7 separate regions of the Mus musculus genome follow, and all the other regions are linked to region 1. Evidence: chromatin loops called from intact Hi-C (ENCODE). Cell type or tissue: heart. All regions are shown on one strand. Region 1 holds the start of Edn1 (endothelin 1). Region 2 overlaps Phactr1 (phosphatase and actin regulator 1). Region 3 overlaps Phactr1 (phosphatase and actin regulator 1). Region 4 has its middle 5.4 kb from the start of Gm5082. Region 5 overlaps Hivep1 (human immunodeficiency virus type I enhancer binding protein 1). Region 6 has its middle 56 kb from the start of Edn1. Region 7 has its middle 33 kb from the start of Gm40925.

The links. A loop is a pair of places that touch in the nucleus more often than their neighbours do. Peaks named below come from ENCODE experiments on the same cell type or tissue, not always from the same donor. Only the 100,000 strongest peaks of a DNase experiment are listed, where the experiment ranks them.
Region 2: a loop joins it to region 1, with 3 times the contacts of the local background. A loop is called at or near these places in 2 of 42 quality-filtered maps.
Region 3: it touches region 1 in a loop (4-fold over the local background); 2 of 42 quality-filtered maps call a loop at or near these places.
Region 4: a loop joins it to region 1, with 11 times the contacts of the local background. A loop is called at or near these places in 15 of 42 quality-filtered maps.
Region 5: a loop joins it to region 1, with 10 times the contacts of the local background. A loop is called at or near these places in 10 of 42 quality-filtered maps.
Region 6: a loop joins it to region 1, with 7 times the contacts of the local background. A loop is called at or near these places in 7 of 42 quality-filtered maps.
Region 7: it touches region 1 in a loop (4-fold over the local background); 20 of 42 quality-filtered maps call a loop at or near these places.

The regions. Positions count from the first base shown.
Region 1 is chr13:42,298,957-42,302,956 of GRCm38, reverse strand. Edn1 (endothelin 1) reads right to left here and starts at 1,481. Exons shown (of 5, transcript NM_010104.4): 1 at 999-1,481. The coding sequence starts at 1,062. In heart, CTCF peaks have their summits at 184, 1,584 and 2,231 (motif pointing right); DNase peaks (open chromatin) are centred at 1,516 and 2,186; H3K4me3 peaks cover 2,454 bases; H3K27ac peaks cover 3,282 bases.
Region 2 is chr13:42,790,035-42,794,034 of GRCm38, reverse strand. All of the region lies in intron 3 of Phactr1 (phosphatase and actin regulator 1), which reads right to left. Among named protein-coding and RNA genes, the nearest start is that of Phactr1, 110 kb to the right of the region's middle. In heart, a CTCF peak has its summit at 1,547 (motif pointing right); no DNase peak of the experiment used is centred here.
Region 3 is chr13:42,820,882-42,824,881 of GRCm38, reverse strand. The region is part of intron 3 of Phactr1 (phosphatase and actin regulator 1); the gene reads right to left. Among named protein-coding and RNA genes, the nearest start is that of Phactr1, 140 kb to the right of the region's middle. In heart, a CTCF peak has its summit at 2,096 (motif pointing right); a DNase peak (open chromatin) is centred at 2,111; H3K27ac peaks cover 888 bases.
Region 4 is chr13:41,641,424-41,645,423 of GRCm38, reverse strand. No RefSeq gene overlaps it. Among named protein-coding and RNA genes, the nearest start is that of Gm5082, 5.4 kb to the left of the region's middle. RefSeq lists an enhancer at 741-2,212. In heart, a CTCF peak has its summit at 2,350 (motif pointing left); a DNase peak (open chromatin) is centred at 1,463; H3K27ac peaks cover 2,762 bases.
Region 5 is chr13:42,173,529-42,177,528 of GRCm38, reverse strand. All of the region lies in intron 7 of Hivep1 (human immunodeficiency virus type I enhancer binding protein 1), which reads right to left. Among named protein-coding and RNA genes, the nearest start is that of Gm32778, 11 kb to the left of the region's middle. In heart, a CTCF peak has its summit at 2,324 (motif pointing left); no DNase peak of the experiment used is centred here; H3K27ac peaks cover 662 bases.
Region 6 is chr13:42,243,390-42,247,389 of GRCm38, reverse strand. No RefSeq gene overlaps it. Among named protein-coding and RNA genes, the nearest start is that of Edn1, 56 kb to the left of the region's middle. In heart, a CTCF peak has its summit at 2,426 (motif pointing right); no DNase peak of the experiment used is centred here; H3K27ac peaks cover 2,044 bases.
Region 7 is chr13:41,707,920-41,711,919 of GRCm38, reverse strand. No RefSeq gene overlaps it. Among named protein-coding and RNA genes, the nearest start is that of Gm40925, 33 kb to the right of the region's middle. In heart, a CTCF peak has its summit at 2,305 (motif pointing left); a DNase peak (open chromatin) is centred at 2,279; H3K27ac peaks cover 2,232 bases.

The DNA.
Region 1 (4,000 bases):
TTCAGAAAATGCCTGGACACCGAAAAGAAACTAACTTTACAATATTCACTTCAGGTGGGAGACAAGTTGCCACTGACGGAAGAGAAGGTACAGCTGCTCAGGGAACCCAGGGAAAGTACCCCGTGGGTTCAGAATTCAGAATCTTTGGGCAGCACAGCTTGCTGTGGGACTTGACACCTCCCTCTGGCCCAACACAGCATCGCCGCGCAGTTTATCTGCTCGATTTTGTTCATTCCAAACGATCAGACACATTCCAGGGCTTTCACCCTTTTGACATCCTTTCTCTTTGCTTAGGGTCATGAAAAGACAAAAAGAGGGCACTGACCCTCAAAAAACAGGATGGGAGGAGAAAAGAACCAGCTGTGGCCCGTACTGTCTAATTCCTTAATCAGGCAGGAATGATCCCGGCTCCCCTCCCAGGACAGGTGAATACAACTGCAATAGAGCTCACAGTGTTTGAAGATGCCAAAAACCTGCCAAATGAAACCTTAAGTCAATAGTGACAAATTTTAAAGAAAGCATGTGCTTCGCCCTGAAACCGCCTGCGGGGTTATTCAGCGCATGGTTGATCGGCAGGTGATTTCCCTGCTCACGGTGTGCCTGCATGACCCGAATAAAATTCCTTGGCTTTAAGTTGGAGTGTTTCAATATTTTACACATTAGCGCACTATCAAGACAACGTTTGAATAAGCCCCTAAATGAACCGTGCAACCCTAAACACACTTATTTCAAAATAGATTTTTGCTTCAGCTGTACTGCTACAACGTTATTTTGAAGCTATGCGATACTCGGTTGTAGTCAGTTGTATTCAAACAGGGGTTTTATTTCTTTCGCTTCACACAGAAGTTAATTAATTGTAAGGCACTTGCTGCTGGAGCTTCAGTAATTAAAAAAATAAATAAAAAGGAAAGAATGAAAGAAAAGAAAGAAAGAAAAGTGGAAAACAGAAGCGATAACTGCGCTGCGCTGAAGTAGAAAGATTCGCAAGTGGCGCCTACCTGTTTCTGGAGCTCCTTGGAAAGTCACGAACAGCAGAGAGAAGATCACGGGAAAATAATCCATTCTGCAAAGGGGTCAGAAGAGTGGGGAAAAAGGAAAAAAAGAAAACTCGGTTGCAAATGGAACTCAATGCAAAACGAAGAGGACGGTGTCTGGTCGCTCTGATCGCCTCTGGGTTTTTTTGTTTTTTGTTTTTTGTTTTTTTTTTAGATCTCAGCGCGGTCCTCAGCAAGTGGCCCTTCCACTGGGGCGAAAGCGTCGCGGGCAGCCGGGAGGCAGCGCGCAAGGACAGCGGAGCAGACCGGGTCAGGCTCTCAGCGCCGGTGCAGGAACGCTTCTGACTCGGACAGTTCTCCGCCGCCTTTTTATATTGAACCCCTATAGAGTGGGGGTAAACAGCTCTGACTTTATTCCAGCCCTAAACAATGTTATTGTGTGATTAGTCACCCACAGGCAACGTGCAGCCAGAGATAAGACCCGGCTCTAGAGGAAATCACGGCTAACTTCAGAGGCAGACGCCCGCCGTCTGACAATCCAGGGGCAGGGCTAAGAAAAAGAAAACACCCACTAGACAGAGACCGCTGCAGAACCTGCAGAGAGCAGCAGCCCGCTTCCCCTTTTGCTAGCTGCCAGCCCCAGAGTTCAAGAATCAAGAGTTTCTCCAGAAGCAAAGTCACCCCATTGGAATGAAAAGTATGAAGTACAATTAAATAGATTGTATTGTGCGCGCGCAGGGGGGTGGGGTGGAGGTGGGGCTGATCATTGTTCACTTGATTTTCCTTTTATGTCTTTCTGATCAAACAAGGGGACGATCCCCACTCTTCGCTCTTGAATCCCAGCTACTGGGGCGGGCGGGGAACCAGATTAGTTTGGAAGATCACCCTACTTTTCCACCACCACCCCTTCCACCAAGTCTTTTCTAAACTAAAGTACTTCGCATTTGAGGTGAGAAAGATTCCGTCAGGAGTTAGCAAGGAAGGAAAACTAAATAATAATGATAACAACAACAATGTGGTTTTGTCAGGTACATCCTTATCTCCCTAGTATCGCCGATCAGAAGTACACGTACACACACACACACACACACACACACACACACACACACACACACTCGCCCTCCAATATTTCTTGTGCCCAGCCTCTCCCTGGGAATTGCTGCTATCGCGAAGGATCTTGAGAAATGGCAGAGACGACCGCCAGGGGGAGATGGAGAGCTGCAGGGGCTTATGCTTTAATAAGATAAAACAACTAAAGCCTCGGCTTCTAAATGATTAGTAACAAGCTGTGGCCAGGCAGAGAAGGGGCGCCTCACATACTAAAGAGAGGTGGCTTCAGGGCATTCCATTATTCCCTTCCCCGACTTTCCAGAGTCTCCTCCACATCACTTTGCTTCTTTACTCGGGCAAACCTGCGGTCTGTGCTTGATTAGAAAGCTACAAGGGGGGTGTGGGGAGGGAAGGACTGCCGATGCTGAATATGTGCATCAGATCATACCTCACCCTTTAATAACGTGTTTACATTTTCCAAACAGTTTCCTGTCTATTTTACCATGAAAGACTCCCTCCCCCAGGTGTCCATGGGTTATTAAGGCACAAGTGACAACATGTCTTCATGAATAAAGCAAAACACACAGAAAACACGTTGGCTTTTTTCAACAAGCTCCCGGAATGCCCATAAGCTGGAAACAACACACAGGATCCACGCAGAGTGGTTTCCCTAGGATGCTACCACAAAGGTCCCTTCTTCATCCCGTCTTGTTTGACTTCAGTTTTCCCTGGGAGTAGAGGCCAAAATAGACTCAATCCAGTCCATGCAACCATTTATTTCTTCACCTCTACAATCAAAAGGCAGACTTGATAGCAATACCCACGCTGTGGACAGAGACATGCTTAGGCCTAGTGACCTCTCTGGGAATCTCAGTAGGGGAGACACAGCAGCAGCAGCAGCAGCAGCAGCAGCAGCTTTAGGTCACTAAGAACTCTGTCCCTTAGGAGACTCTGGACTAAGAGCTGGAGACATTGAAGAAGCAGGAACCAGCATCCCTCCCACACCCACACCCGAGGCCCAGGGCCACTGGTAAGCCTCTGCCTCTGCTTTGCTTACCTCAGCCCAACCCCTGAGGGTGGGGGCCAGGAGGTGACAACTGCCCCTAGACCTGGGCCCCAACAGGAAGCCAGCTCATCCCACCCCAGCTCCTCAGGGGACCTGGAGGAGAGGAGAGCTGATGTCACCGGAAGGTCCAAAGCCCAAGTTTCCCACCAGCAAGAGAAAGGTGAGTGGGAAAACAAGTACTCCCCTCCCCCCCACACCCCTTTCTGACCTCCTGGCCAATTTGGCCAAACACTGGCAACTGTCAGGACCAACCTGTCCTCAGCTCCACCCCGGAAATGCCCAACCCAGTTCTGGAAGGCATCCCCAGTGTCTAGCCTGAGCCATCATCCTTCAGCTGAGGGACCTCTGCAGATAGCGATGGCCACAGCATCAGGGAGAGAAGGAAAGCAAAGGAGAACTGTCCAGGTGTTTTTCTACTACCCACTCCCTTCTTGTGTACCTGTGCCACTCTGAACATACACTCAGAAGTAAAATGCAAACCTCGGCAGCCATCCACTCTGAGCTTCTTCTAAAGCTCCGTGATAGCAAACCCCAAATAAAAACAAGATCTTAGCCCTGGGAGGGTCCCATCTTTCCAGGTATAATCCTACCTTTTATGTTTTATCCTGAATTCTCTAGGCCTCTGTGTATATATGTATTGTGTACATGCATGGGCACCTATGCCTCCTTTTTTATGTAGGCTCTGCCTCCTGCCCATCTCTCCACATCTGTCCCTTACAGCTGCCCCCTAACTCCCTTGTCTTCCCATGAAAGGAAGGAAGAACCCTCATTCAAGCCCAGAGAAGGAAGCTCTAGGCTACTTTGGGCAGCTTCACCAGATACAATTTTTGCCAAGTAGCAGGGGGAGGAGAGAGGAGGGCAGCAAACCAGTTTGACAAGCTGGATGGCC
Region 2 (4,000 bases), 490 kb before region 1:
ACATGTTCTCTACAGCCACTGAGGAGAAGCTATGTGGGGCCTTACCTACTAAGTGAAGGGGGTGCCATTATAACTTTTTGTATTTTCATCTATTTTGATATTTTCAGAGTTTCTATAAGGTTGGTATTATTTGAAAAAGTCAGCGACCAAAAAAGTGACTAAAAAGTCCAATGACATTTTCATACTAACTTAAAAATTAGTTTAAAAATAAAAATAGAAAAATGCTCTTTCTGAGCCACAGATTCCCACCTTGCCTATGACAACTGTGGTCTCCATTTGGATACTTGGTTTTCTAATTAAGATTTTTAATTTTACAGCAGTTAAGATTAAATTCTCCTCTGTGAAAACTTACTAACGACTCATCCAGGGAACATTATGGCCCCAAAATGTCCAAGCGATACACAGGGCTCAATGTATGCTAGGCATTTAATGGGGGGGGGAGGGCTGGACCCTTCCAAAGAGAAAGGAGGGGTCCTCTATTCTATAATGTTCACAGTCAGTATTTCTTTATTCTTATTTTTTATGGCTTCAGAGTAAGCTCCGTCCCCTTGACTTTCCTTGCTTCTGCTACAAGGGAATCACACTACAGTCAGGGACAAGGTAGAGGCGGGGGACATACTTTCAGCAGGTATGTGATGTCTGCTCATAATTAGTTCGCTTTCAAGGAGATGTTAAGGGCAATGAGACCCCTCTTTTAAACAAAGAAGTCAAGGCTATTCTTGCGGAATCCTAGAAAGTGTTGCCTTCTGGTCAGACTAATCATCCGTTTAAAGGAATAAGATAACGTCTATTTATTCCAGGGACACACGTGGGCCATGCCATATCAGAGTCCACAAAAGGAACTTAATATAGGACAGAGGTCTGCTGTTCAGACCTGGGAAACTAACCTCCCTGACTATCTCCATCTCGGAACTTTGGGGGGTGGAGGGGTGGGAGATTAAACAATACATAATAGCGTATAGATGATAATAATCTCAGTACACTGGACCATTCAGTCTCAGCACGGAACAGAAACGGTGATCCCCTAGGGGCAGTACCTGCTGCACTGTGGATGATAAATGACAGACTGTCAGCATTAAGAGGGGTTTTGCACAATGGCGTCTTTGCATCCTTCTCGTTTTTTCCCCCCTTCTTGCAAAAGAACAAGTGAGCGCCTGGCAGTGGAGACCGGAAGGCACAGGAGCGAGGGAGCGGGGTTATGACATGGGGCGGCTTTTACGCTCCAGGAGGTCCGATGGAGAAGAGAGACTAAAATAACTTATAGCATTTCCTCACTTTCCCTCTCCTAGATCGTGCAAAGATTTATAAAATCATGCGAAGATTTATAAGCACAGCAAGCACGTAATTACACTGTAAATAAAACAGAAGCCCCAGTATTTATAAATACAGACGCAAGTGTACATAGATATATGTGCAAACACGTACATCGTTGTGGGGTTTTTTCCCCAAAAATATTTTTATAAGAGGAGAAATGAATGAAGTCGTCTTGTCCTGTTTATGCTTGCCGTTCCCCTGAGGCTGTCTGTTGAGGCTATTACTTGTTTTTACCACTAGAGGGCGACACATCATGGTGCACTCTGTGCTCTCAGTAGCTTTTACTGTCTTGATTTCTAAGTCTTCCTCCCGCTCCCTAGTGATATCCCCTGCTGCCTAGTTTCTCTATCTCACCATCTCTCTATCTTTTATTTATTTTTCTTTTACTACTCAAACATTTGTTGAAACACTGCAAACACTGCCGGCTTTTGAAGGTGAGTGCCCCATCTAGTCGCTATCGGCATTCTACCGTGGAGCATTTACATGCGTTAATAACAACTATCAATTGCTGGACACCTCTCGAGAGCTTTGCCTCTGTGCCGTTTAGGTGTAGAACAATCTTCAAGACTAGCACATCTTCAGGGATTGCAAGACCTGTGTGCCTACCTAGCTCTGTTATCCTTGCTTGGCACAGTGACGTTGAGGCTTCAGTGGGATTTCAGACTTCACTTTAATGAGAGAAAATGGAAATTTAGAGATGGTTAAAAAAAATACATGGTCACAGCTTACCTTATTTCTTCTTCATTCCAAAGAAAGGAAAGGTTTTTGTGACCATATATAACATTTTAAGCTAAAATATCAGTTTGACTCTTTTTTTTTTTTTCAATTGTCTGCAAAGTGACATTCCCAGTAGGGAGAGCATTTCCCTAACATCTCCTTCCCTTAATGCAAGTATCTCTGAGGACCTGTAAACTCAGTTGCCAGTGTGTCCGTCTGAAGTGTTGGCTTATCATGTCTCATTTAAAGAATCAATGGTTTCTAAGCAACTAACTGGCTTGTTTTTCAGTGTCAAAAGAAATAGGCATTTGTAGGTAAGTCAGTCTTTTTGTCTATATACCTATCCCCCCCCCACACGTACATGGGTCTACATATGTGCACATATGGGTCTACATATGTTCATATGTGCACATAGATGATAGTTCCACTTTCTTGGCTTCTGCTACTTCCCCGACACCACAGCTTCTTCAAAAGGCTCTGTGACTCGCTATCTCTATCTCTTCTCCCCCCCCGGATGTCATAAGTTGGCATTGAAATGGACAGCAACAAGAGAGCTGTGGTCTGTTATCCAAATGTTAGCTCAGCTCAAGTCCTTGCTGGAGTGATTGAAGTGGATTTTATTTTAATGTCTTTTCATGTTGGTTAAAATCCATTACTGTTCTACCTAGTAATGAGAAGGTTGTGACATTCTCCCAACTAGGAGAAATTTAAGAAGAGAATAGTGTCCTTGTGGGATGGTGGAGCATCTTTTGGGTATATGCCCAGGAGTGGTATAGCTGAGTTTTGAGGTAGAACTATTTCCAGTTTTTTGAGAAACTGCCCAATTGGTTTTCAAAGTGGTTTCACAAGTTTTCATTCCCTCCAGCAATGGAGGGGTGTTCTCCTTGCTCCATATCCTCTCCAGCATGTGCTATCTCTTGAGTTTTTGGTCTTAGCCATTCTGATGGGTGTAAGATGGGACCTCGTAGTTGTTTTGATTTGCCTTTCCCTGATGACTAAGGTCTTTGGATATTTCTTTAAATGCTTCTCCACTGAACCACCAACCAAAGAACATACATGAGCTGGACTTAGGTCTCCTTGTACGTATGTATGTAGCAGATGCGCAGCTTGGTCTTCATGGGGTCTGGAACAACTGGACTGGGGACTGTCCCAAAATCTGTTGTCTTTGCATGGGATATGGTCCTCTAGCTAGGCTTCTTGTCTGGCCTCAACGGGAAAAGATGCACATAGCCTCACAGAGACTTGATATACCTGGGGGGGGGGGAGCACTGGCTAAAAGGAGAAGGAGGGGTGGGGGAAGGATCATGGAAAGGGGTGACCAGGAAGGGGGGGCAGTGAATGGGATGTAAAGTGAATAAGTAAAAAAAAGAAAGAAAGAAAGAAAGAAGGAGGAGCTAGAGAAAGTACCCAAGGAGCTAAAGGGGTCTGCAATCCTATAGATGGAACAACAATATGAACTAACCAGTACCCCCAGAGCTCATGTCTCTAGCTGCATATGTAGCAGAAGATGGCCTAGTCGTCCATCATTGGGAAGTGAGGCCCCTTAGTCTTGCAAACTTTATATGCCCCAATACAGGGGAACGCCAGGGCCAAGAAGTGGGAGTGGATGGGTAGGGGAGTTGGGGGGGGAGTATGGGGGACTTTCAGGATAGCATTTGAAATGTAAATGAAGAAAATACCTAATAAAAAATTGGAAAAAATATTACTCTCAGGAAACAAAGTATTGTGTCAGCTCTAAAAGAAGATACTTGTATCATAGGACATGTACCCTAAATCCTTCTACCTTCTAACAAAAAATCTTCAAAAAAGTATCTAACTTAGCTAGTGTACCAAGATGGTGTAGGATTTCTTTCTTTGGTGCTAGAGACCCGAGGCACAGTTGAGAAAATCGGGACAAGTTCTAGGAGTATTTCTTTATTTTAAGAAGAATCGTGTTTGGATCCCTCAAATAACTAAGAGCTATGACTAG
Region 3 (4,000 bases), 520 kb before region 1:
AAGAGACACCAGGAACATAGCAACTCTTATAAAGGAAAGCATTTAATTCTGGCTGGCTTGCAGGTTCAGAAGTCTACAGTCCATTATCATCATGGCAGGAAGCATGGCAGCATCCAGGCAGACATGGTGCCAGAGGAGCTGAGAGTTTTACATCTGAATCAGCAGGCAGTAGGAAGAGAGAGTGACACTGGGCCTGGCTTGAGCATCTGAAATGTTAAAGCCTGCCCCCTTGTGACACACTTCCTCCAACAAGGCCACACCTACTCCAATAAGGCCACACCTCCCAATAGTGCCACTCCCTGTGAGCTTATTTAAAGAGTGTCACTCTTTCTTCCTGCTGCCTGCTGCTGAGTCAAGTGTAGAACTCTTGGCCCCTCCAGCCTGTTTGGCGCTATTTTCATTCAAATCACCACAAGTGAGGACTGGGACCTTTAGCATCACCACCAAGAAGGTACTCTTAGAACAGCAGCATCCGTAGCCCACTGGAGATGGAGAGCTAACTTTCTCATCCTCCAGAGAGACCTCCCAACCTTTGAAATAAATAACTAGATAAATACAAAGGACAGAAATGGCGCTTACAAGGCAAGAGAAGTGTCCAGATCAAAATCAGCAAGACAAGGAGACGCTGGTTCATGATGTTTTATTTTTTTTCTTTAAAAAGAGATATTTTAGTTCCCCCAAGAAATCATCTAGAAGTGTTTTGGTCACGGAAGAGTGAGTGCCTCTCCGCGGTTGACTTTTATTTTTAGCCACCGTCTCTCAGGAACTGGGATTACACCCAGCTCTCCTATGCCTCTTTCCACTCCACAGGGCTGCCTGGCAGTTTGGTCCCATGAGAAATATTTAATTTGTCCTTGGGCGTCAGGAGGGAGTGAGCGATCTGTGTGCCTTGTTATTGAAAATCTGAGAAACACAAGCAAGGATTTAGCAGCAACCAGGCTAAGCCAACAGTTGAAGGAACACATGGCCCATTTCTAAAGAATCTAAGACAAGATGCTTCTCCACACCTACCCTCCTATTGAAGCCCATTCATGCTCATGTTGAGTAGTACAGACGATGTCTGCTAACAGCGAGTAGTCGTTATATCTCCTGAATTCAGGGTTATAGCTTATACAAGAAGTGTTACGTGACATCCAATAAATTACCGATACTTGCAGGGCTTCTGTTGCTAATCCCTAAGTCAGTGTGATGGCTATAAGCTGCACCAGGACACAGAGCTTCCAGCCCTGCTCTGAGGTGCAGTGGTACACACGACTCTGTCTGTCTGTCTGTCCATCTGGAGCTATGCACAGAACACTAGTGAGATCTCCCTGGCATGAGCCCTGTGGATCATCAGATTCTCAGCCCTAGCTTCATGTTAGAATTCCAGTCAACTTCCTTCACCGTGGGAATATGTCCTAAGGCCTGTAGTGAGTGCCGAATCTATAGATGCCAGCAAATCTTCAACACCCACTTTACTAGCACTGACCCTTAGTTTCCATTGACAACTTGGTGTGTCACTTGGAATCATCCAGGAGACACATCTCTGGGCATGCCTGTGAGGATGTTTTCAGAGAGGTTTAGGTGAGGAGGGCGACCTCACCAGAAGGTGATGTGGAGGGTCACGTCTGCAATCCCAGCATTAGAGAGACTGAGGCAGGCAGACCAAGACTCTGCAGGACAGCTTGGGCCTCATGGTGAGTAGGAGGCCAGCTTACTATCCAGAGAAAGACCCTGTCTGAAGATAGAAAAGCATTTGAGAACAAGAGGAAGCTGAATTCCTCTGGGGTAACACTCAAAGAAATAGTACCTGGTTACTTCCCAGACAGAAGAACTTTGCGGTGACAACATGGCCTGGCAAAAAGGTTAATGAACAATGCAAAAACTTGAAGCCTCTGGCTACATGGCAGCAAACGGCTCATCTTCTTTCTCAGGTTTGAAGTGTAGTAGTTGAAATAACAGCCAGAGGCTTTTCTTACTGTGTAGCTTTATCACCTTGCTTTCTAATTGCACGTGTTTGCAGTTTTAGGGCCCCCGGGAAGTACTCACTGAAAGAAATTAGCAATTTGTAGGGGCTGTTAGAAGTGAACGCAGTTGTTCACATGCAATACCAAAGCCAGCCACGAGATGGCGGTAGAGCTTAAAAGGTGAGCGGGGTGTGGAGGCTTCTACAGGAATGTATCCCTTTGCCCTGTAGGCTACCACTCAGGCGAGCAAATTGGGTAGATATGTTATTGTTACCCGGAGGCATCTTCTCTTGTGCCTGTCAGGTGAAGGGTGCCACTGGTCTCAAGTAGATATAATTGGGGTTCTAGAATGTTCTTTGCCTTGAACGTCGGGACTGGTTTGGTGAGTCTGGAGGCTCATGGGAGTCCTCTAGCCATCTTCCTGGGAGGGGAGGCCCTGAGCTGTTTGGCCAGAGAGGGGAGTATCTGAGCAAGGATGGGAGAAAACACGTGGGCTTTGGCCAGCGTGAAGAGAAAGGCACGTAGGAATTGGCTGAAAACAGTAAGTGCCCAAACATGTGGCTCAAAAGTACAACAGGCTACATGAGAGGCCTGGGAAGGGGCCCCCAATACAACTTTTAAGTCCCCTCTTCTCCACGGAGCCATCTTGCATGCCTGGAACCCCCCTATAGACTAAGTGTTCACTTACAACGCATTTATTTTGCTGCCCGTGACCTTCTGGCCCCCTCTGCTGTGATTACCCCAGCTCATTTTTTGTGGAGATTCTGCAGATGTCCGGAGAGAGGATGAACTTCAAGCCCCATGAAAACAAAACCACAACCCTGTTACTTAGCACAGGCTGGCCTTGAACTGGAACTCCCCCCTGCCCTTGTCTCCAGGGTGCTGGGGCTGCAGACGTGCACTACCTCAGATAAAAGCATGCCGAGAGATGACAGCAGAGTCTGTGGCCATTGTTATCCCCCTACGCATCCTCCCTCTCCCTCCTCCTCTCTTCGTCCCTCCTCCGCCTCGCTCCGATTTTAGTTTCTCAGCCCACATTGCACTGTTTGTCTGTTATAAAACAGCCGCTGGAGCCACAGGGCCTTGTCTGGCTCAGCGAGGAGCTATGTACACCCCTTTCACCTCTCAAGGTCCTGGACTCTGCTTCTAGCTGAGTTTTAACTGCCTGACATTCCAGTTCCCTGCAGCCAAGCATGGTACTAAAGTATGAAATGCAAAGTTCTAGAAAGGGTGCTTAAGCTTTAAATAACTTCCGGTTTCGCTGAACAATCATGTGACCTGTAAAATGGATGACACTCCTCACGTTATTCACCCCCACCCCTCGCCCACATGTTCCATGTGCTGTTAGAGCAGCTGAGAGTCCTGAGCCTGGCAAATGGCTTGTTCAGGCAGGGTGAGTGAAAGGTTAGACAAGAATATGTCAAAAGAGCCCCCTTTTTCCATTCTCCAGTTGATGGACGTCTATGCTGTTTCCAATTTCCGGCTTTGAAGAAGGGAACTACAATGAATATGGATGACCAAGTGCAAAACACATCTTTTTAAAGGTTCCCTTGAAAAGCAGGTAAAACAAGGACGTAGCTGCCTGATTTAGAAAAATTCTTCTCGAGCTTTTATTTCAAGGAATGAAGATAGGGTTTCTATCGGCCATCAAGAAATAGTATTGGAAGGTGGGGGGTGGGGTGAATGGGGTCGTCGCTTACTCTGCAAGCGTGTGTGTGTGTGTGTGTGTGTGTGTGTGTGTGTGTGTGTGTGTGTATGCAGGTTCAGATACTCAGCACCTTCGCTAAACACCAGCTCAGTCACACAGGTCTGCAACGCCAACTCTGGGGCACAGAGACAGGAGGATGCCAGTCTAGCTGAAGCAGTGAGCGCCAGGTTCAGTGAACAAGCCGGTTGAAGCATAAGGCAAAGAGAGGTAGAGGAAGACACTGTGAGGTTGACCTCTCGTCTCTCTGCGGGCAGGCATACGTGAGCATGCACATGTACACATGTACTCACCCCTCCCCTGCTACACATAAGAAAAAAAAGAACTGAGCCTCAGTGTGGGCCATACA
Region 4 (4,000 bases), 660 kb after region 1:
TGAAGGAAAACAGTCTGGTTAGTTAAGGCCTTGAATAAATACAGGGATACTTTTACAAGTCCACGACACTGCTGTGTAACCATTATGATGAAGGGACTGGGTAACTGCCCCACCCCTAGCACGATCAAACAGAATTCCACCAGAGTCTCAGGTAGGCCTTTCTGCTTTCTTTACAAAGTGTTAAGATGAAGCTTAACATGTAGAAGAGCTGGACTCAGGCTGTCCAGGAAATAATCCATGCCCAAAGAACCCACTGGCCCCCGAGGCTTACCAGAGTCCAGACAAGGGCTGCTGTAGTCACTGTAGGGTGGCCCTCAGAACAGACTTTGTTTAACCAGCTGCCCAAGTTCCATGAAAGACCTTTGTTTAACGAGTAAATGTATTCTGGACAGAAAAGCAGGAACAAAACACACATTGGGGTCTATCCCCATGGAAGAATGCTTTCCTGGTGTGCACAAAACCCTGGGTTGCAACCCAAACAGGACCAACAAATTCCCTAAATAAACAACAATAATGCTTCCCGAGTCATATCAGACTGGGAAGATAAAATGAAGCACGTTGGAGAGGTTTGACATTGAAGGTTGGGAAACAGCAGAATTACTGCTCTGCCAATAATAGCAGCTTTTATATTTCTCTAGGCACACATGAGAACAAACACACACACACACACACACACCACGGGGGTGGGGTGGGGGAGAGAGAGGTTATGATTTAAATTTGAATTTCTCTTGCCTTCTCATTGACCTTGAAAACCCAAGTAGCTCAAATTACACATGTTTGAACTGAGAATCGTAGACACTAACGTTTCAAACATAGTACTGGTGTTGAGGGTACAGTGAGGGTTACGGCTGAAGCTTAGGTTAGCGTTGAGTTCACAGTGACAGCTCAGTCCCAGTCCAGGGATGTAAGAGAATGCACCTGTTCAGATGGTGTGACACAAACCACGGCAGCTCAACCTCTGAGAAGAGAAGGAGAGTTCATTTACTTTGGGGAAGTAGACAAGACATTAGGTTTAAAATGGAGTCTCATGTACACAGAGGTCAGTCCAGAAAGATGACCAGGTCTCTCCTTAGGGACAAATCCCACCCATTTCTGTAGGGTGCCCTGCTACCTTCTTGTATCGCTGTTTGGAATCACCCAATGGCACTAGTCCCAACATAAAGGGACAAGGAAGGAAGAGCAGGCTTATGAAAACTCTCAGGTCCTCTTCTCAAGGTGTCCTGACCACAGCTGGAAGCGCCTTCCGTGTTTGTCTGCACAGTCCCTACAGAGGTCAGAGCACACTGGGTAATGTGCTGTGTGCTTTTCAAGTCAAAAAAGCTATGGACATAAAAGCACCTGCCCTTCGGGGGTCCGAGCTATAGTTATTTCTGTACAACAATACACAAAGCCAACAGCAACAGGATCTGAGGTGGCTGGTGACCTGGTGGCACAGCTGACAGGCGCGTCATGCCTGTCCTTCAGAGGACCTCACTAAAGTCACTGCTGTGGCTTCCTCAGCATGGACATATTTGGTCTAGGGAATGCAAGGAATTTGCTGGCTGAGCAAGTTCATCCATTCTGCTTTGTAAGGCTCCTCTCCATAACTGTTTCTAAAAAAAGAAAGAAAAAAAATCCCCCAGCGGGCTCTGTCGCCAGAGTAGCACCCTGGTCAAGGGGACAGTTTAAGTTTGAAAGAAATTTCTCAACATGCACTGTACCTACTCCCCAACACTGAATCTGGTTCTTGCTTTGTTCATTACCACTCCCTAGAATTACTGTCTGTCTGTCTGTCCTGAAGACAGATAAATGGATGACAGAGGAAGCAGAATTATAGGTTGAATATAGAAATTATTCTGGGTTTACTGGTGTTTAAACAGAGTCACAGAAACTGATCATGGCCATGTTAAAGCAATGGGTGGCAGACCAGGACCTGATAGGCAACGGTCATAGTGCCTTAAGGTTGTGGAATATTTGTAGTAGGCTTCGTCCCCTAGACACTATGTAACTGACACTTGCTACGTACTATACTCAATTTGATAAAGTATCACTAGGCAATAAGTATTTGAATTAAAAAATACATAAATCAAGGCCAGGCTAGTGACATAGTTTAAAAAAAAATCACATTATTACAACTAATGTGAAATTTTCTATTTGGAAACAACCCTCAACAGTGTATCTTAAACATTCTTAAGAAGTAAAAATTGACCAACAATGGCATGCAGAAACCATGCTTTTTCTCACGTTTAATTTACTTACGTATGTGTTAAACAAAAAATTAGCCGTGTCTTAAGGGAATAAGCCCAAAAGGACAAACTAAATTAATCTGGATGCCCAAGTAGAAAAAGGTGGAACAACTCTGCCATCTAGTGGCAAAATATGGCCTGGCAACTAAACCAGCCAACCCAATTCCCTTCTATAAATTCTCCTCAGGACTATGAGCCCAAGACTGGCTCTGGTAACAAAAAAATAACGAAAACTTCAGTGCACGTAGACAGTCCTAAGAGGTAGAGATGTTTCTCAAGTGTTTCTGGAGGTAGATCCAACTTCCGTCTGAGAGATCCACCATGGGGTTTGATTTCCTTCATTGTTCCTAAAAACACAGACCTTGTTCATCCCTAACTTAGGCGTGCGTGCCCATTCAGTGACAGTGAGTCTGAGCTGGTCTCTCCTGCCTGAGCAGGACTTGTCCTCCACTAGGTGGCTTGGAAGAGGACTCAAGTGTCTTTTTTTCTGGGTTTTCTTTGTCTCTGATCTTGTCTGAAATTTAGGGTCTTCTCACAATGCTCAGCGGATATAAAATATTTAAGGATACTTACCCGTTTCAAAAACATTTCAAAATATTACTCTGAGCCCAAGAAAGATGATACAAAGTAATAAACTTTGTGTGCATTTGTGCAAGATGTACCTTCCGTCTCGAGTTCTTGTTTGGTTGGATTGGGTTCACAGTCTCTGTGGAAAGGTATTCTTTTTTTTGGGGGGAGGGGGGTTTCGAGACAGGGTTTCTCTGTATAGCCCTGGCTGTCTTGAAACTCACTTTGTAGACCAGGCTGGCCTTGAACTCAGAAATCCGCCTGCCTCTGCCTCCCGAGTGCTGGGATTAAAGGCGTGCGCCACCACGCCCGGCTGGAAAGTTATTCTTATGGCAGAATGAGAACGTCTTCTGTTCCAAAAGAAAAGGAAAGTAGACTTCAGTTTAGTAAGAATTAGATAAACACCAGTACATGTGAAAATTGTCTGCATCCTTAACATGCAGTTAGGCTACTTTTTGTCCCAGTGACATTCATAGGGAGTGGCTCTCTGCTCCCTCCTCAAGAGGATGGTTAGCCTGGCATCTCCCTCAGCAATCTTTTAAGAACTCTGACTACATATTGACTCCCAGGTTCCATATTGCCATGTTATGTGTGTATCAAGGCCGATGACTGATGCCTTCCCATCACTCTCCATTTATATCTGAACTTTCTCCACCATATGGGTACTGGAGACTGAACTTAGGTCATCAGATTCTGTGGCAAGTGCCTTCATTCACTACCCATCTCGCTAAGGATACCTTATTTTTAGAGACGGTCTCTACTGGACCTAGAACTTATCAATCAGGACTGGCTAAGGAGCAAACACAGGGTGCCTTTTGTCTCTGTGACCTTACATTTGATGTTTTACATGAGTGCTGGAGCTCTGGATGCAACCAGCATTACTGACTGAGCCACCACCCCAGTCCTGTGACTTCATTTTTAGAATAGTGACTTGTAGAAATAAATGCGTATGTGGCCCAGGGTTGGTTTAGGACAAGATTGGTTACCAGCAAATATAACAGTTAACTAAACTGTCTTTCAACCTGCTGCTTAACCTTTTCAACACTTTCAAAGTCCACAGGTGAAACTGGCCCAGACAAAACTGACAGAAGATCCAGAAAGGCCATGACGTTTTATTTTCTATGGCTTTTGTGGAACCAGGGTCTGGGCCCAGGATCTTACAGATGCAGGCAAACTGCCTCCAGGCCACTCCACTGGTGTATGAGAAC
Region 5 (4,000 bases), 130 kb after region 1:
ACAAAGTTTAAGAGTGAGTTGTCAGGGTTAGTTGTCATACAGCTCTAAACTTCCTTCCTCGAAAGAGCCATCAGCCTTGATGCTGAGGGAACCCAAGGAGAGACTGCCATTCTTTTCTTTCAGCTCCCTTCCCAGGGTCTGGAGAGAATGGTCTTTCTTTCTCTGAGAGAATTGGTGTCTGAATTTCCCAAAGAGAAAGGTCACTGTCAAAAGTTCTGGAAATCTACAAATGAATAGTGGATTACCATCTATTTGTCAAACCAGTCCAGTATTTTGGAACAAAGAAAATGATAAGGTGGGTAATATCCATGAGTAGAAGATAGAGTTTCCTGGAGATACATGAAAACGCTCTAAGAACCTTATATAGCCACACCACAGCAATCATTCTACCTAAGTCCAGCTTGGTTGGAATTGGGGTTACAGATACAGGCAGCTACAATGCTAAGAAGAATCACCCCAACTCCAGCAACTGTCAGCCTCTCAGCCTAGGGGAAGGGCCTTGTATACATGGCGTTTGAGCCTTCTCTCACACAATTTCTAGGTCATTCCCAGAAGACAGTTCTTTCCACAACAGGGCTCTAAGCGCCTGTTCAGTTCTGCTGTACTGGTTATGTACTGCTGTATGCTAGTTAAGAGGCCAGCTCCCAGAGACGCCTGCTGGCAGTGAATCAGGACTGGTCCCCAGGAAATGCCTGGCTGGTTTTGTTTGTTTTGATTTTTGTTATTTTTGTTGTTGTTTTGTTTTTTAACTAAAAATGTTTTTAAAGATGTATCTTTATTCCATGACTCTTCAGCCTGCATTGTGTATGTATAGTATGTGTACACAGGCACTAAGGGAGGCTAGAAGAGGCTTCAGTATCTCCCTGAAACTGGATTTACAGAGGTTTGTGAGCCACCATGTGGGTGCTGGGAGCAGTAAGTGTTCTTAATTGCTGAGCCATCTTTCTAGTCCTGTTTGTAGCTTTTATCAGTATGCAAAGAGGTGACACAGACTTGGCCATTTCTCCAAAGCCTCACCGAGTATGAGTTTATGAAATTGATGTGCTATTTAACATAGTAACTATGGCGGCACTCACAGTTCCTTGGTTACCTGGCCTGGCAACTCTAGTCACTACCACATTTGGCTCACTGTCTATTCTTGTAAAGAAAATTTTGTGGTGGTGGTGGGGGCACAGCAAGCTTGTTTGTATGCTGCAGTACAACTGGAGTTTGCTAGCAGTGACAACAGAGAACATACAGCCAAGCATGCCTGAGATACTTACTACCCGGCACTTTAAGAAAAAGGTTGCCGGCGCCAGGCTGTTTGTATCATGTTACCAAATCAAAACAAAATCCCTATGATATGACAGTTAATAGATAACATACCTTACAAAGGAAGTTAGGGGCTTAGATGGCTGGAAAGCATCTGTACTGGCTAGTTTTGTGTCAACTTGACACAGCTGGGTTATCACAGGGAAAGGAGCTTCAGTTGAGGAAATGCCTCCATGAGAGCCAACTCTAAGGCATTTTCTCAATTAGTGATCAAGGGGGAAAGGCCCCTTGTGGGTGGGACCATCTCAGGACTGGTAGTCTTGGTTCTATAAGAAAGCAGGCTGAGCAAGTCAGGTGAGGCAAGCCAGTAAAGAACATCCCTCCATGGCCTCTGCATCAGCTCCTGCTTCCTGACCTGCTTGAGTTCCAGTCCTGACTTCCTTGGTGATGGACAGCAATATGGAAGTGTAAGCCGAATAAACCCTTTCCTCCCCAACTTGCTTCTTGGTCATGATGTTTGTGCAGGAATAGAAATCCTGACTAAGACAGCATCCAACCAGCATGTGAACCCCAGACTCTCCTCACCATTCCAACAGGACTCACTGCCTTCTTATTATCATATTGCAGCCATTATTATTTTTAGTGTGTACAACATAGGCTAATACCCCAGGAAGATAAATGCTCTGGCTTCTCTGTGGTAGCCATTAGAGGCTATGGAGAAGACATCCACATTTGCTTAACAAATTTGTAAATAAATGGCACTTAAAAGCTCCATGCAATTTGTTCTTCCAGACACAATCCCCATTCACTGTAAATGTTTCTAACACATGACACAATTTTTAGATTACAAAAGTTATTTCTTTTTTGCATGTACAATTTAACCCAAGAAGGAAAAGAGAATCTTTTAATGTAGCAGTGGGGTTTTTTTTCCCCCCTCCAAAATGAATGCTCGAAAAAGCTTATAACAAAGGCTTCCCTGAGAATTTCTTTGGGAAAGGACCTTCTTCCCAAGGCTGCCTGGATGAGCCATAATCTGCTCCCACCGCTGCCAGACAGTGACACCTGCTGGATGAGCTGGAGCCACAAAGACAGCAGCAGCCCAGAAGACAAGGTCCCCTCCCCAACTCTTTTGTTATAACTAGTCTGGATTTATTTTCCTCCCAGTTAGGAAGTACTAGGTTGAAAGCCAAACAACAGCAGCCAGGGAAACCCTTCTGTAAAGCTTGTGAATAATGCTTCTATTTAAAGTAGGAAAGCAACCTACATGAACACAGTGGGCCAGAACTGCAGACTGTTAGCTTTAGGCATAAACCAGAAGGCCACCCTTGCTCTGTTGTTTGTAAGTAATTGCTATCAACACTGCACTAAGTATACGTCTTAAAGGCCATTATGATTTCCTATTCTACAAAGAAACTTAAAGACAATAGATGTTTGTGTGAAAAATCTGGTACTGACAGCCTACTGGCCTCATTTAGAAGGAAAATGTTGCTAGTACTTTTATAAAATTCACTCAGTGCTTCTAAGGGTAAACATGACCCAGGCTTGCAAGCCTGTGGTCTGAACCATTATCTCATGTATATAGGTCAGTACTTAAAATTCCATTGCAAAGCATACTTCTCCCTGCACTAGCCCTTTGAGGCTGCTGTCCCTGGGCTGGCCACTGAGGACACACATTAACATTCCTTGTGCTGAAGTCTAGCACTCTGTTGATGAAAACATTCTTTGGATCAAAGGCTGAAAAGCAAATTGCTGGTGGCACCATTTTTGACACAAAGGTGCAAACGAAGATATATTCCTTAATACCCTCAAAACACAAGGGCAAGACTCCTGAGGCCACATAATTTTATATGGCAAGACTATGGGAATGTGCAGTATGAAGTTGAAAAGATCCAACTTTTCAGGAGCTTATACCATAATTATACATTATACATTGCTAATTTTAAAGCTAAGTGGTAACAACTTCTAAATTGCAAATGTATAATTGCAAATTATAATGGCTGTGTACAAAAATGTATATTCAACTCTACTTGATTCTCCATCCTTGAGCCAGCGCCACTGAAAATGACATCATAAATTCCTGTGCTAGCGGAGTGAGGGGAAGCCTACAAAGCCCACTGCTGCAAGGGCCCGCTAGAGAATCAGGAAACGCAAGGATCTGCAGCCCACCTCACCGGGTCTCTCTGACTTCACTGAACATATTCTGTCAGTGGAGAATGTGCATGAGAAAACTATCACCTGACAGCTGGGACATAGAGACTGAGGCCAGTGAAGCTAAGGAGACTAAGTGTAGAGAGAACCTTCAGTGAGAACTACAATGGGCTGGAGAGCACGTGCTGCTGTGCAGAGGGTCAGACTTCAGTCTGCATCACCCACGTCAAGCAGCTCGCCTCTAACTCCCAGGGATCCAGTATTTTTTCTGGCCTCAGCAAGCACTGCATACACACGCACAGAGCCACACTTAGGCAAACATGCACATATGTAATCAAGAACAATCGAAATCTTCACAATAAAACAAGGACAAGTTATTCCTATAGAGGAATAACTAAAGGACAACATATTTAAAAGCTTCAAGTTTCCCCACAAAGCTGTACAGCTGTACAGCTGTACAGCTGACCAAGAGACTACCAAATGGTGATGGTGTTTAAACAACGAGGAGCAGCCCACCAGGCTTAGCAGAAATCATGCAGTTGCATTTGAGTGTTCAACATGTCCTTGTTTAATGAAGAAAGGCTCAGACATTCCTTGGTAA
Region 6 (4,000 bases), 56 kb after region 1:
GAGTAGAGAAATTGATCTCAGCAACCAAATAAGCCACACATGTGCATCTGTTTAGTATGTTCTTGAGTGGGGGTGTGATGTGACTGACTTTTTAAAGTTTCTGCCTCGCTTTCCCACAATGGTAGATGATTTACATTGTTATCACGTTTTCAGAACTGTCACCTACCTGAAAAGCTCTTTATAATCTAAGAATGGAGCATTCTATTTTGAGCCAAGAACCATACTTAGGAAGCTTCCCGGGTTCACCCACAGCAGGAGCTACTGGTTTTGGAACCTGCTCCTACCCCAAGTCCAACCTCCTTATCTAACATTTTGGAGAAAGCAAATTTATATAAAAAGCCATACTTTGAGAAAGGCAAATCTAGTTTATTAAATTAGGAGCTGGCATGCAAATACTCATTAACTGGAATCATAAAGTGTGCATTAAAATCGATTATGCTATTTATCTCACACACACACACACACACAATCCCCAGAAGGAGAAGTTTCCTTCTTTCTGTTTAAAGCTCAGAAATAAGTTTTATGGCCCTAGAATGAATGAGGGGTACTTCTCTACCATTCAGTGAGAAACTTGTCAAGAAACATTTCTGTCACCCCCAAAGGCAGAATATATTCACAAAGACTTACACAATATTATTTTTATGAAATCCTGCTTTCGAAAATGATAAAGCCTGCTTGTGGATGTGGAGATGACTCGGTGGGATTGTTGCCTGAGTTCAGAGCCCCCGAACCCATGGAAACAACCAAGCACAGCTATGTGTATCTGTAACCCCAGGCCTGTCTGCGAGGGATTAGAAAGCCAGGCAGATCTGAGGGGCCTTTTTGACTCCTAGTCTAGCTGTTCCAGCAAGCTCCTGTCTCAAAAACTAACTAACAAAAGGTGGAGAGTGAGTGAGTGCAGAAGACACCTGCTGTTGACCTGTGGCCTCCACACACATGCACAGGCAAGGACACCTGCAGACACACACACAAATCTATGCACACACATGTGTATCCCCTGCCCACACACAAATAATAATAACAAAAAATAATAGGAAAAAACTTGAAAACTAAACTAAGAGACCGGAAAGAAAAGCACAGGAATTAAAGAAGGCAAGAGCAGCTTTGAAAAAAACACTAGGCCAAAGTTCTCACATACTAGCCTTTCTTCCAAAGGAAGGCAATCCACGTGATGCGAGATGCTTCCTCTTCTCATGTACTTTAGAAAAGCTTTTCACTTTCTTTTTTGGTCTCTGGCAGGGGACTTCCTACCATATAGCTTCATCCCTCCTTAAACTCCGTGAATTAGCCTCCTCTGGAAAAAGTAGATTCCAAGTCCTGCAAACCATTGTTCCTAGAAATGTTATCAAATGAGACTGACTGTAGGCAAGTGATCTCCTTACTAAAATTAGCAGCAGACTCCGTTGCGAACAGAAAGGAAGTCTGCGTGGAACGGACTAGAACTGAGACAGCTGAGACTCACTCTTTCCATCCGTTTCGATGGGCCCTGTGTCAGTGTCACCATCCTTGTCGTGGGTTTCCTGGCCCTCAAGTGACATAATGGTATCCCACTGGCAAAGTGACATAGCCAAGGATATGAGCAATGTCACAAGATATATAATGTACAAGCTGTCCCTTGGATTGACTCAGATTGCTATGGCTTACCTTACATGTTAGTCAGACAGATATATCCAGTCTTCTTCCTAAGCAGCCTACATAATAAAATAAAATAACTACCTGTTAAAGAATCTATCTTGCTTAGAATAAACACTCTAACTCTCCCAGTGAATATTTGTCAAATAATACTTTTTGGTTTTGTTTGCGTATGAGATGATGATGGCCCCATGTACTCTTGCACATCTCCCCAAACAAGAACTTTCTCCTCTCTTCAGACTGTCTCAAAAAGTGGTGGGGTACCAGTGAATTGCCCCTCTGTAAGTCTGGAACCTTCTTGGTCAATGCAATGTTGAAGAGCAGGCAACTTCAAGTCCTATCAGAAAGTGCCAACGAGGATTCTAGCAGCCCAGGTTAGGGGGAAGCCAGGAATGGTCTCTAATCTTGGTCTTATCTGCTGACCTTGGGGTCAGCTGAGTCGTCATTTGGAGACACCTGCCTTCGAGTCCTTCCCCCTGCTTATATGTGATTGGATCATTTGGTGACCTCAGCCTCAGTTTCTTCCCTTATAAATTGATGTTATTGGGCCCATTTTGCTGTGGTTTTGAAAGGATTAAATGATCGTGATGTGTGATGAGTGAAGTAAATTAATGACCCAAACCTGGGACTCACTCCACAAAAAGGCTTGCCACCATCAGCTGATCTAAAAGTCTCCCGCAGCAATAGAAAGTTCCCATGGGGGCTTCTGCTTAGTCTGAGATTCTGTTTTTGGATCCTGGCTTCCTTACCACCAGCTGAGGGAGCATTTCCAGGTTCAGGTCTTCAATTCTTCCACTTTAATAAATGCTTTAGACCACAAGGTGGTGCTTTATTCTAAAGTTTGATATCAGGAGGCTTTTCCAACTGCAACCAGGGTGCAGCACACAGAGAGTGCATTCCGTGTCACTAAGCCCAGCTTCCAAACCATGATCCGAACATCTGTGTGGAATCCTTAGCCCTGTGACTAATCACCTCGAAGCACAAGCCATAAAATGAGCTTCCAGGATAGGAAGAGGGTCAGAGGCACGGCAAGACACAGTTCCCTTTTCAATGGTGTTTATGTAAATCTTGTATCAAATCTACAGTGGTACAGTGTCCCTTCAGTCCCCCAGTGAGCAATCATTCAAAGAATACAGAGATGAGCAAAATGAGGGTGACCTTGTGACATTGATCCCGAAGTAGGAAATAGCCCATTTCCCCTTTGATACCTCCAGCCACAAGCATGAGCCAGGGTCATGGGGGCTCTGCATGCAAAGCATGTTCCCACCCTCCTTCATTTTCCACACACTCATATACTGGGTCTCCCTGAACTGGCATCATACCACCATTGGCCAATTGCCCATGGGTGTGAAGCCCTGTAGGGAGTCAACTTCCTGTGGGCGTGGTTTCCACATCTCCAGATGCAGCCAGATATACATCAAATATGTATTTAAAAAATACCTCTGAATTTCTGAGAATGTGGCTTGTAACATATGCAAAACACCCCAAGTTAAGAGCCCTAGCACCCACATCCCTGGAGCTTGCTAGCCAGCCAACCTACAGAAAGCACCAAGCTCTAGATCAAACCTCAAGGTCATAGGCAGAGAGCAAGAAAGCAGAAAACCCATCATCTTACTCTGGATTCTGTGTGGTGTGGAAGTGCAGGCATACACGTGCATGTGCGAGCGTGAGCTCATACACACACACACACACACACACACACACACACACACACACACAAGTGGACACACATATATTGCCTCTGCAATTAAATCAACAGATATTTTCTTGTCATTATTACCTAAATAACTAAGTATGACAACTTTTTACACAGTATTGATAATCTAAGCCTTTAAAGTATATAGGAGGGGCTCGAGAAATGGTTCAGCAGTTAAGAGTGCACATTTGTCTTCCAGAAGACCAGAGTTCAGTTCTTAGCACACATATAGGATGGCTCACAATCATCTGTGACTTCAGATACAGAACTGACACCTTCTTCTAGCCTCCTCAGGCATACATACATACAGACAGACAGACAGACACACAAAATAAACCTTACAAATCCATAAAGTGTATGAGAGGATATGTATAGGCCCTGTGCAAACATTACTCCTTTTTATGGTGGAAACTTAATCTGCAGGGGTCTTGGAACCAATTGTTAGATTCCAAGGAAATCTGAGGAATAACAGTACCTTTACCTTAGTTTGTTAGAGATTAGGTTGTCAGGACTTTACAGTCATTATTAAGAGAAAATACAGAATTAGTCCTGAGCTATCATGGCTCTGTCAGCAACTTTGGGAGTTTCCACAATTTCTGTTCTTTATGGAGGAAAAAAAAAAAAACAAAACAAAACAAAGCAAAACAAACAAAAAACAGGTAGACCAGATGA
Region 7 (4,000 bases), 590 kb after region 1:
CATTTCCTAGTCTCTTGACTAGGTGTACACAAACAAACTGCAACTATGGGAGGGGAGAGGGATAATGTAAACCCTTGGACTGAGATGAGAAAGCCAAGGACTAGGGGAACACGGGATACACTGAGACCCTCAAGGGAGATGCTCAAAGTTGAAGGAACCTCTCCTAAGCATCTTGCTGTAAGTTCACCACCAGCTGGGGACCAAGCACTTACCACTTGTCCTAGATTCCTTCCTGTTGCTATGATGAACACCCAACAAAAGCAACTTTAGAGGAGAAAGGTTTTATTTGTTTCTTTAGTTACAGGTTAGAGGCCACTGCTGAGGGGAAGTCACGGCAGGAACTTGAAGTAGTTTGTCACGTCCACAGTCAAGAACAGAGAGAATGAATTCCTGCATGTCTACTCACAGCTAGTACTCCTGACACTTGGGCAGTTTAGGGTGCCCTGCCTAGGAATGGTGTCGCTCACAGTGGGCTGTGCCTTCCCACATTCACTGACATAATCAAGACCAGCCCTTACAGACATACCCACAGGCTAACTTAGTATAAACAATCCTTTCTTGAGACCCTTCTCCCTGGTGATACTATATTGTGTCAAGTTGATAATTAAACTGATTAAGGTAAATCATCACACCAACTGTACTCATGGGATGTGTTTCATTTCAAAGTTAACAGTATTCGTTACACAGCAAGGCTTAGGACAGAAGTCTTAGATTCTGGATACTTTAAAGATTATAAACTATTTGCAGGTATTTAGCTACTGTATTGGGCGACTAGGGTCCAAGTCTAAGTGTATAATCCATTGTCTTGGATGTACCTCATGCACCATACACTGACAATACAATGCCTTAAATAATTTTATGCAAAGAACAACATGGAACCCTATATATGTGGTGTTGTATTGGTGATTGGGAAGTGTTTTGATTTCCTATCTCTGCTTCTCAAATGCAGGATGCACAATTTACAGTGGCCAGAAGGGATTATTTCTAAATGTTGGTCAATTCACAGGTCCACATCTCCTTAATGAAGGAGAAAAGAAAGGGCATAAGGCTTTATATATATTTTTAAAGATATGTGTTATGATCTTTCACAGTGGCTGTCCCTAAAGGTACTTGTGTCCATTTACGTAAGTCAATGCCTTGGGGACAGTAAAATACTCGAACATTTTTTGGAAATATTTTTGCGCTAGCTCCAAGCTAACAGTATCACAAACTATACAAAAGCAGCCAGCAGAGGTCAATTGTGTGTGTGTGTGTGTGTGTGTGTGTACATTTGCCTTATAAATGCAAGAATCATGATTTTCCACTTACATAGCAGAGTCCACTCTCTCCCCCAATATTCTATCCCTCCCAGCGTCTGTTGCCTCCTATCCTTCCTTCCATCTTCAGGTCTTAGAACTTTTTAGTCTCTGGTCTGAATATTCTCCTTATTCCTTTAACCTACGCATTCCTCCTCAGTCTTCAAATTCAGCTTAAGGGTCCCTGACTCAGGACCACTGGCCACTCCTATCAGTCTGTAAACCTAGACTAGGTTCAACAACAGCCCAGGACTGTGTTCCTTCCTACCCGGGCTTGTTTCTGTAGGTTTCTGTGGGGACTTGATGAGAAAGGAGTTGGTTCTTTTCCTAGACTTGAGACTTCTGTAAGCACAGCACTGGGCATAGTGGGCACAAAGCAAGCAGTCATTGAAAGAACGAATGAACCTTTTTACTATATTTTAAAAGTCTTATAAGGATCAGAACTTGACGTAAATCGGCCAGGATGTGTCAGGATAGTTAGCATCCCAGCATTCTCTTCTGGTGGCCCTGAACAGCGGCAATGAAAAGGAATAGCGGTCGCCTCGGGCATCTCAAAGCAAGAGTGTGCTACTCCAGAAAAGCGCTCCATCAGTTAGGTAGCCCAGAAGTACTCTGTTTTCCAAACAGCAAAACCTTAGCCACATGGTAAAAGCTGGGTCCAGCCCCTCAGCACCAGGCTGCAGGCCGAGAAAGGCTGATAGAAGTTTGTGGGCCGAGAAATTGGATTGTCATTAGGATGCGAAACTCAATAGAGTTTTCTTTCCAGTCCTTAATCTCATCTGGACTTTCCTTTTAACAAACTTGGTGGAAATAATTCACCCCGCGCTTCCACCATCTACTGCCAAGAGCCCCCTCTTAAGAAAGGCTCCTGCGTGAAGCGTTGTGGTGAATGCCCTCTGCTGTGCTCACTTAATAGGCTTCTTTTGCTAGAAGGGACTGCTGATTAGGCGTTCTTTTCAAGCGCACGGTTTTCCTAATAAAAACGTTTGCTGCCACCTGCTGGCCGAACGTACACCAACGTGTTAGCGTCGTCCCATAAAACCCCAATACAGGTCGTTTGCCAAAATAGGCATCATCTAGAGGATTTACATTATTGAAAAAAATGAAAAAAAAATGTTGAAAAAGTTGTCACCTCTGCTCTTGCAATTTGGAGAGCATTTATTTCCCTAAACAGACAGCTTCCTTTAATTGACTTCAAGGGGAATACAAGGTTCAGTTTTTTGAGCTAAAAGAAAGACAGGGGTTGTAAACAATTAATTTCACAAAATAGAAGTGGAACGAGTTGTCCAGACATGTTCTAGGTCCTTCCATCTCTTACATAAGATTCCGAGAAAGTCTGCGGCCATTCCTCATGCGTCTGGCCGGCAGTGAGTGCACACTAATGTAGAACAGCCATGCATTCCTCGTCCTTGACTAAAACCCAAATAGTCCCAGGTTGGTCTGTCTGAAGATTCCGCCAGCCAACTGAATCACACTTCTTTTTTTTTTCTTTTCCCCTTTATGTATTTATTTATTTTCTTCTGGATTTTTTTTTCATTGTTAGCCTTTTTCTATTCATAAACCGTAGGTATTTTATTTTTATTTTTTTCTTGGATATTTTTCTTTATTTACATTTCAAATGTTTTCCCCTTTCCAGGTGTCCCCTTTGGAAACCCCCTAATTCATCTCTCCCTCCCCACCTCTATGAGGGTGCTCCCCCAACCCACCCACTCCCATCCTCCTGCCCTGGCATTTCCCTACACTGGGGCATCGAACACCCTCAGGCTCGAGGGCCTCTCCTCCCACTAATGTCCAATAAAGCCATCTTCTGCCACATATGTGGCCAGCGCCATGGGTTGCTCTATGTGTATTCTTTGGTTGGTGGTCCAGTCCCCGGGAGCTCCGGGGGTGGGGGGTGCGTCTAGCCTGCTGACACTGTTGCTCCCTCCATTGGGCGGCAAAGCCCCTCAGCTCCTTCAGTCCCTTCTCCAACTCCTCCATAGGGGACCACCGAGCTTAGTCCAATGGTTGGCTGCGGACATCCACCTCTGAATTTGTTCGGACTCTGGCAGAGCCTCTCAGGAGACAGCCATATCAGGCTTCCATCAGCAAGCACTTCCCGGCCTCCACAATAGCGTCCAGCTTTGATGACTGTATATGGGATGGATCCCCAGGTGGGGCAGTCTCTGGATGGCCTTTCCTTCAGTCTCTGCTCCAGACTTTGTCTCCATATTTCCTCCTGTATTTTGTTCACCCTACCAAAAAGCGCTGAAGCCTCTACATTTTGGTCTTCCTTCTTCTTAGGCTTCATATGGTCTGTGAATTGAATCTTGGGTATTCTGAACTTTTGGGTTAATATCCACTTATCGGTGAGTACATACCATGTGTGTTCCTTTGTGACAGAGTCACCTCTTCTTAACCCCCCACTCCCGAGTGTGAGGAAAGCAGGATGGATGATGTCTGACATCCTCACAGGCCTCGCATGCTAGGGCTCAGGTTCCCACTGACTGCTTGAACCAGCACAAATTCCTCGTCAGAGACATTCATGCCCTTATCTATGATATCTCTAAAGTCAGCAGTGTGCACGATAATCTCCACATAAGTAGGCCTGTGCAGAGCAGAGGGCAAAGCCAGTGTTTATGGAATGTGTCAGTCTGTGCAAAGGCAAGGTCTGTCTGCCTCACACTCTAGAGAGGAACTGATAGTATAGGTATGCTTGAGGGCAC